Linked DNA regions of Homo sapiens: region 1 is linked to region 2. A link is an interaction called in ENCODE POLR2A ChIA-PET data of the cell type or tissue named here. Cell type or tissue: A673. All regions are shown on one strand. Links, peaks and the distances in the headings refer to the core of each region. The heading gives the core; the rest is flanking DNA.

Region 1 (2,910 bases), core at 112-2,611, 180 kb after region 2:
GGCGGAATCCTGACCCCACCCGCAGGCGCCCTCCGCACCCGCAGCGCGGCCGTCCTCTCCGCCTGGGTTCTAGGGGCCATGGCGAGGGAGCCTCCAAGCCGGTGCCTAGAGAGCAGGACCTGTTGCAGAGGGAATGGGAAAGGAGCGAGGGGAAAGGGCGAAGTCGTGGGTCAAGAAGGGCGGAGAAAGAGCGGAGCTCAGAGGGGCAGAGAGATCGGGATGAGCTTGGAGAGCAGGCGAGATTCCCCAAGCTCAGAGCCTGCTGGCTGGAAAGAGGGAGGGCAAAAGGGCAGGGAAAAGAATATCGCTGCAAAGCGAAGAGAAGGACTGAGGAAACTCCAGAGAGTCACAGACAGGCGGGATTCAGGGCACTGCGCACTGAACAGATGTGAAACCCGGGGCGGGAGCGCTGCACCCTAGGTCCCCACACCTGTGGCTTTGCGGGGAGCATAGGCGCAGCTTAGATTTCAGCCCATGCCAGTCGCTGTTGAGGCCACCGAGCTGGACCAGGGTTCTGAGATGCTTTCAAGGGACAACGCTCCCCAAGATTATTCTAGGAGAGTACCGTGCCAGACAGGTTGAGACTAGGCGGACAAAAGGAGATGTAGGATGGGCGCAGAGGGAAGGTGATCTGCACCGGGGTTGGCTGTTGGGAGCTCGGGTGCCCTGGGGAAGACAGGCTGGAAGCGAGCGGGAAAGGATCAGCGGACCAGCCTGCGGCTGACTAGGGACTCATGGGCTCCCTAGAATGGGGAAAGGTGGGGTGGAGTTTTAGGAGAACGGGGAAGGTGTTTGCCGATAGAAAGGTCACAACAAACCCAGCTCCCAAAGCTGGGCCAGGGAAACGCAAAGAAATGGGGAGACAGGTCCCCTCCGGCTGGCTGATCCAGAGGAGGACAAGCGCGCGGCTCCCGCGGCCAGGACACTCACCCACCGCCCAGTGGTTGCCGCGCGGGTACATCTTGGTCAGCACGGTCCCTCCGCCCGCAGGCAGCGGGACCGCTCGCCCCCGGGGCGCCAGGCAGAGGACCAGCGCCAGCAGGACCAGCGGGAGCTCACGGCCGCGCATGGTCCCGACGGGAAGCCCTTGGAGCGCGCCGGAGAGGCTGGGAAGAGCAGAGACTGGTGACCCGGACCTCGGAGGAGCTCCGCCGCCGCAGCCGCTGGTGCTACTGCTGCGGCCTCCACTAGGGCCCCTACTTTATATGGAAGCCCGGGCGGGGGGGCTGGGGGGCTCTTCTATCGCGGACCAGAGCGCTCTGACGTCTCCCTATAGCTAACCGGGGCGCTGGGACGCCCGGTCCGGAAAACCATCCATCTCCCCGCCGAGTGATGAAAAGGCTGAGTGTACATTGCCCCCTCTTTTTTCCTCGTAGCCCCGTCCGCCTTCCCCACATCGGATTAATTCCTCCGGTCCTCGACGCCTTCCATCCAACACAATTTAGTGAACTCCTCCCTCTCCAGGCTCGCCGGCGCCTCCAGCCTTAGCTGCCTTGAGAGTCCTGGAGAGGGCGACCCCGCTGCCTGATCTGGGCCGGGAGGGGTGGGGGGTGTAGCTGGAGACGGGTGAGCTCTAAAGATGGATGGGCTTTGCTGGAGGGATTTGGAACCACCATTTGAAGGCCTTCTGATTCTCCAGACCTTTCTCTTCGTAGGCCACATCTTTGCTGTCCCAGCCCATAGATTTTGGAACCTTGCCTCCTTGCAGATCTCTCTCTCTTTTTCTGGACCTTGCCTCTTTCTTGCAGATCTCCTCCCCTCCTCTCCCCTCCTCTCCCCTCCTCTCCCCTCCCTTCCCCTCCTCTCCCCTCCTCTCCCCTCCCTTCCCCTCCTCTCCACTCCCATACCCTCCCCTCCCCTCCACTCCCCTTCTCTCTTCTCCTCCCCTTCCCATCCCTCTCTCTCTCCCCTCCTCCCCAATCTCTCTCTCTCTCTGTCTCTCTCTCCCCCTCTGCTGCCCTCCACCTTAAGGTTAAGGGCAGTATCCTTAACCCACCTGGTATTCCCAGGCAGCTCTGCCCACTTGTATGGCAAGACAGAAGATAGCTGGCCCTTTTCACAAGCATGCAACTTCCATGGAATAGAGAAAGAAACTGCTTTATGCCAGTTTCCCTAGGCTGCCTCTACCTGAAAGCTCAAACTGTCCCTAAACTGCCACATACACACCCCTCTAGAGTTGCTCAACGTTCCTCTGCTCCTTCTGTTCTCAGATCTAAAGAATGGTCACCAGCCCAATCCCCGAGGTTCTAAATACCATGGATACAAAGGGGATCAGCACCATAGCAATGCAACAATAAATAGAAGCTGGTAGGATGCTGTTGCCCACGTTTTGGCTGCCAGAGTTGGCCGTGTGGTTGGAATAGGTGAGGTCTATTCCTCCTCAAATGCTTGTTAATTGCCTCCCTGTTGGGTCTTTAGTGTTCCATGTCAACATGGTGTTGATATTGATATATTGATATTGATAAAGTTGAAAACATACACTTGTGTCTGAGTATCTGCTGATTCAATACATTCTTCTTCTTCTTTTTTTTTTTTTTTTTTTTTTGAGACAGAGTCTTGCTCTGTCACCCAGACTGGAGTGCAATGGCGTAATCTGGGCTCACTGCAACCTCTGCCTTCCCGGCTCAAGTGATTCTCCTGTCTCCGCCTGTGGAGTAGCTGACATCACAGGCATGCACCACCACGTCTGGCTAATTTTGTATTTTTAGTAGAGATGAGTTTTCACCATGTTGGCCAGGCTGGTCTTGAACTTCTGACCTCAAGTGAGCCGTGGCCTCCCAAAGTGCTGGGATTACAGGCATGAGCCACTGTGCTTGGTGTTCAATATATTCTTAAGTGATTACACACTCACATTGCATGACTGAGTACTCTTGGATCTGAAGAGTATTTTCATGCATGTGTCTGGGTCTA
Region 2 (2,910 bases), core at 187-2,686:
CATATGTAACTAACCTGCACAATGTGCACATGTACCCTAAAACTTAAAGTATAATTAAAAAAAAAAAAAAAAAGAATCTTATATGTGTGTACTATGAGGCATGCACAAAGATGTTCAATGCAGCATTGTTTATAATAGCAAAAAAAAAAAACCCTGGAAACAAAGCAAATGTTCATTAATAGGAAATCAATTGTATAAACTGTAATGTATTCATTCTATAAAATACTTTTTAAAATAATAAAGCTGATCTTTATGTTCTGACATGGAAAGAGCTCTAAATCATATTTTTAAATGGGGTCGTGGGGAGAGAAAGCAATTTGAAGATTTTGTATTATTTATGTAAAGATACTGATAATACAATAACATATATTTTCAAGATAGGAAAGCAAGTATGTAGAAAAAATCTAGACAGATATTACTTCTGGGGAGTGTAGTTGGATAGTGTGGAGGAGGGGAGTGTTGGGAAAGTGGGGGAAATGACTTTATTCTTATCTGTAATTTTTTATTCATATAAGGAAAACGTGAAATTTATTTTTAATTGCAAGCAAAATATGAAAACTTTTTTTACAGAAAAGCCTTTAGATTCATTCTTTTCTGCAACCATTCAATTTCCAGTAGACTCTATTCCAATCATGAGCTTCCTAGGTCCCTTACGAAGTGTCCAGTTTACCAAGATTCTACTTACATACATCTTTTCTCATCTTTATGTGCTATGTAAAGCTAAATAAATCTGCTCATTGGAAAGTGCTAAGAGTGGCAGTAAATCCAAAATTAATATAGGGCAGTGGTCTTTATTTATAGGTGTAATATTATTCTGTCTCTATTTGTCCACCTTCAACTCTACATTTCTGAGGGTCATAAGTTTTGGAACCAGAGAGAACTCTGTTAATTTCGCGACTTTGGAGCCCGGATAAATTACCTAATGTCTGTAAGTTTCAGGTTCTGCATTTCTGAAAATCAGGAAAGCTCCTACTTCAAAGCCTTGGTATACTAGATAAGACATTAAAAGTGAAATTATTTAACATAGTGCCTGATCAGCAACGTTCCTTTCCCCTACTGGAGTTAGGAGGCCTTGCAAAAGTCAAGCATGCCTCATAGCTGCGTGAACTTGTGGAAAGTTAATTCACCTCTCTGAGTCTCAGTCTCCTCAACCGTGGAATAAGAATAATGACATTTTCTTGATACAGGTTCCTCTAAGTCACAAATGTAAAAGACAGCAAGCTCAATATGCAGACCATATGGTCATATCAATCTTTGTTTCCCTTCCTTTCTCCGTCTTCCCCTCTAGCGTCTCCTGCAGTTCCAAGCTGACACGGCAGATGGTGTAGTTGAATCGCCCAGGGAGCCTCAGCACAGCGGCCTCAGTCACCTCTCCACAAGGCAGCTGCCCCAAGCTGCATTCATTGGGACAAACCTACCTTCCTTCTAGAATGTGAGTCAGATGCGGCAGTGGTACTGCAGGCGGCAGCAATGGCAGTGTCACAACACAGACTGAGATTTGGCTTCAACACCGAACCGCTTGGGGGCTCTCATGGATGCAAAGTGTGTCGTTTCCTTGTGGAAGGACAGTGAAGGCAGGTGTTTGCTGCTCTCCTGCAGGCTCTTGGGCATGCTTCAGAGGTACTTCTTTCGGGGCCAAGCTCTTATCAAATTAATATTCTGTCCGTAAGGGAGATTTTGTTAATTACCTCGGTTTAATGAAGTTTTTCTTAGCTTTTGGAAACAGAATGTGTTGGCTCTCCATTTTTTGGTCTGTTTGAGTGAAGGAAAGTTGATGTCCTAGGTTGGATACAAGACTGGAATAGGATATTCAGAGGCAGCTTCTTATAGACGACCACCTTTCCGTAACACCATTAGAATTATATGAGCTTTAATCCTGCACCTAACTTTCCAGGGTTTCCTCCTCCAAGAAGCTGCGTTAGCACTGGACCAACGACAAACAAGTGAAGGGCTTGGGTCAGGATACCTGTGTTACAGCTGCAGAATGTCAAGCACAGGGGCAGTGACTACAGCTTGCCAGGGCAGAGCCCACAGAGGTAATATTCCAAAACAATACATTTCCATGTAATTCCAGCAGCAGAATGGCTGGGGGCTGCAAGTTGCATTTGAACAGCACTTCTCAACCTTATCAGACCTAATGCCCCCCTTTCATAACAAATACTGTGTAACTCTCCCCTCTAGTATCCTACAATGAGATGCGCAGATACTACAACTTGTCTATGCACATATTTAATCCCTCTAATGTCCTTGCAGTAATATAAAGAATAAATGAAAGCAAAGTCATTATACTGAATTAATATGTATTTCCATGTGTGAATATGCAGACACAACTATGTTGGAAGGCATAAATAGTCTGATGCTTATGTCTGTTCACAGCATTATCCTAAATATCATGGCCACAAATCCAAATTAAGTGTTGGTGACTCAGGTACCATGCGCTGCATTGAATGACTCAGTAAAATTCCAACCAAATGTAAGTATAATCTTTCTTTATTTTACATACAATTATTATAGATAAATGCCATAAAAATAAGTTGCATTTATATGCAAAACATAGGTAGGTTCTAGGCTCCCTAATAGTTGTAATAGCCACCCTTCCTACACACACAGACACACACGCTTCCTAAAAAAAACTCTGGAAGCAAATATGGCCGCTCTTGAAAACCATTGGTATGGAGGGCCAGATAGGGCCGCAGGGCATGAAGAGGACCTGTACCTGCCTTCCAGAACTCTTAGGTTCTCCAGGTGATTACCCAAGACCTTTCCAACTGCCAAAATCAAGACCTTATTAGTGTAATTATGTAACCGATGCCAGATTTGATAACCATAAAGTAAAGACCTATCACTAGGGCGACTCTGCCCTAGATTCCTATATGATGATGCAGCTATTGTCTCAGACCTGGGATGGAA

Evidence for each region. ChIA-PET counts read pairs that join two places held together with the same protein. Peaks named below come from ENCODE experiments on the same cell type or tissue, not always from the same donor. Only the 100,000 strongest peaks of a DNase experiment are listed, where the experiment ranks them.
Region 1: POLR2A ChIA-PET joins it to region 2 with 12 read pairs; 2 of 35 experiments call an interaction of 5 or more read pairs at or near these places.

The regions. Positions count from the first base shown.
Region 1 is chr18:59,218,425-59,221,334 of GRCh38, reverse strand. It overlaps GRP (gastrin releasing peptide), which reads right to left and starts at 1,177. Exons shown (of 3, transcript NM_002091.5): 1 at 931-1,177. The coding sequence starts at 1,069. RefSeq lists an enhancer at 1,343-1,957. In A673, for the core only: CTCF peaks have their summits at 1,003 and 1,214; a DNase peak (open chromatin) is centred at 1,304; H3K4me3 peaks cover 1,466 bases; H3K27ac peaks cover 1,562 bases.
Region 2 is chr18:59,401,098-59,404,007 of GRCh38, reverse strand. It overlaps LOC107985156 (a long non-coding RNA gene), which reads left to right and starts at 658. Exons shown (of 9, transcript XR_001753470.1): 1 at 658-1,620; 2 at 1,895-2,036; 3 at 2,377-2,473. In A673, for the core only: a CTCF peak has its summit at 1,330; a DNase peak (open chromatin) is centred at 1,407.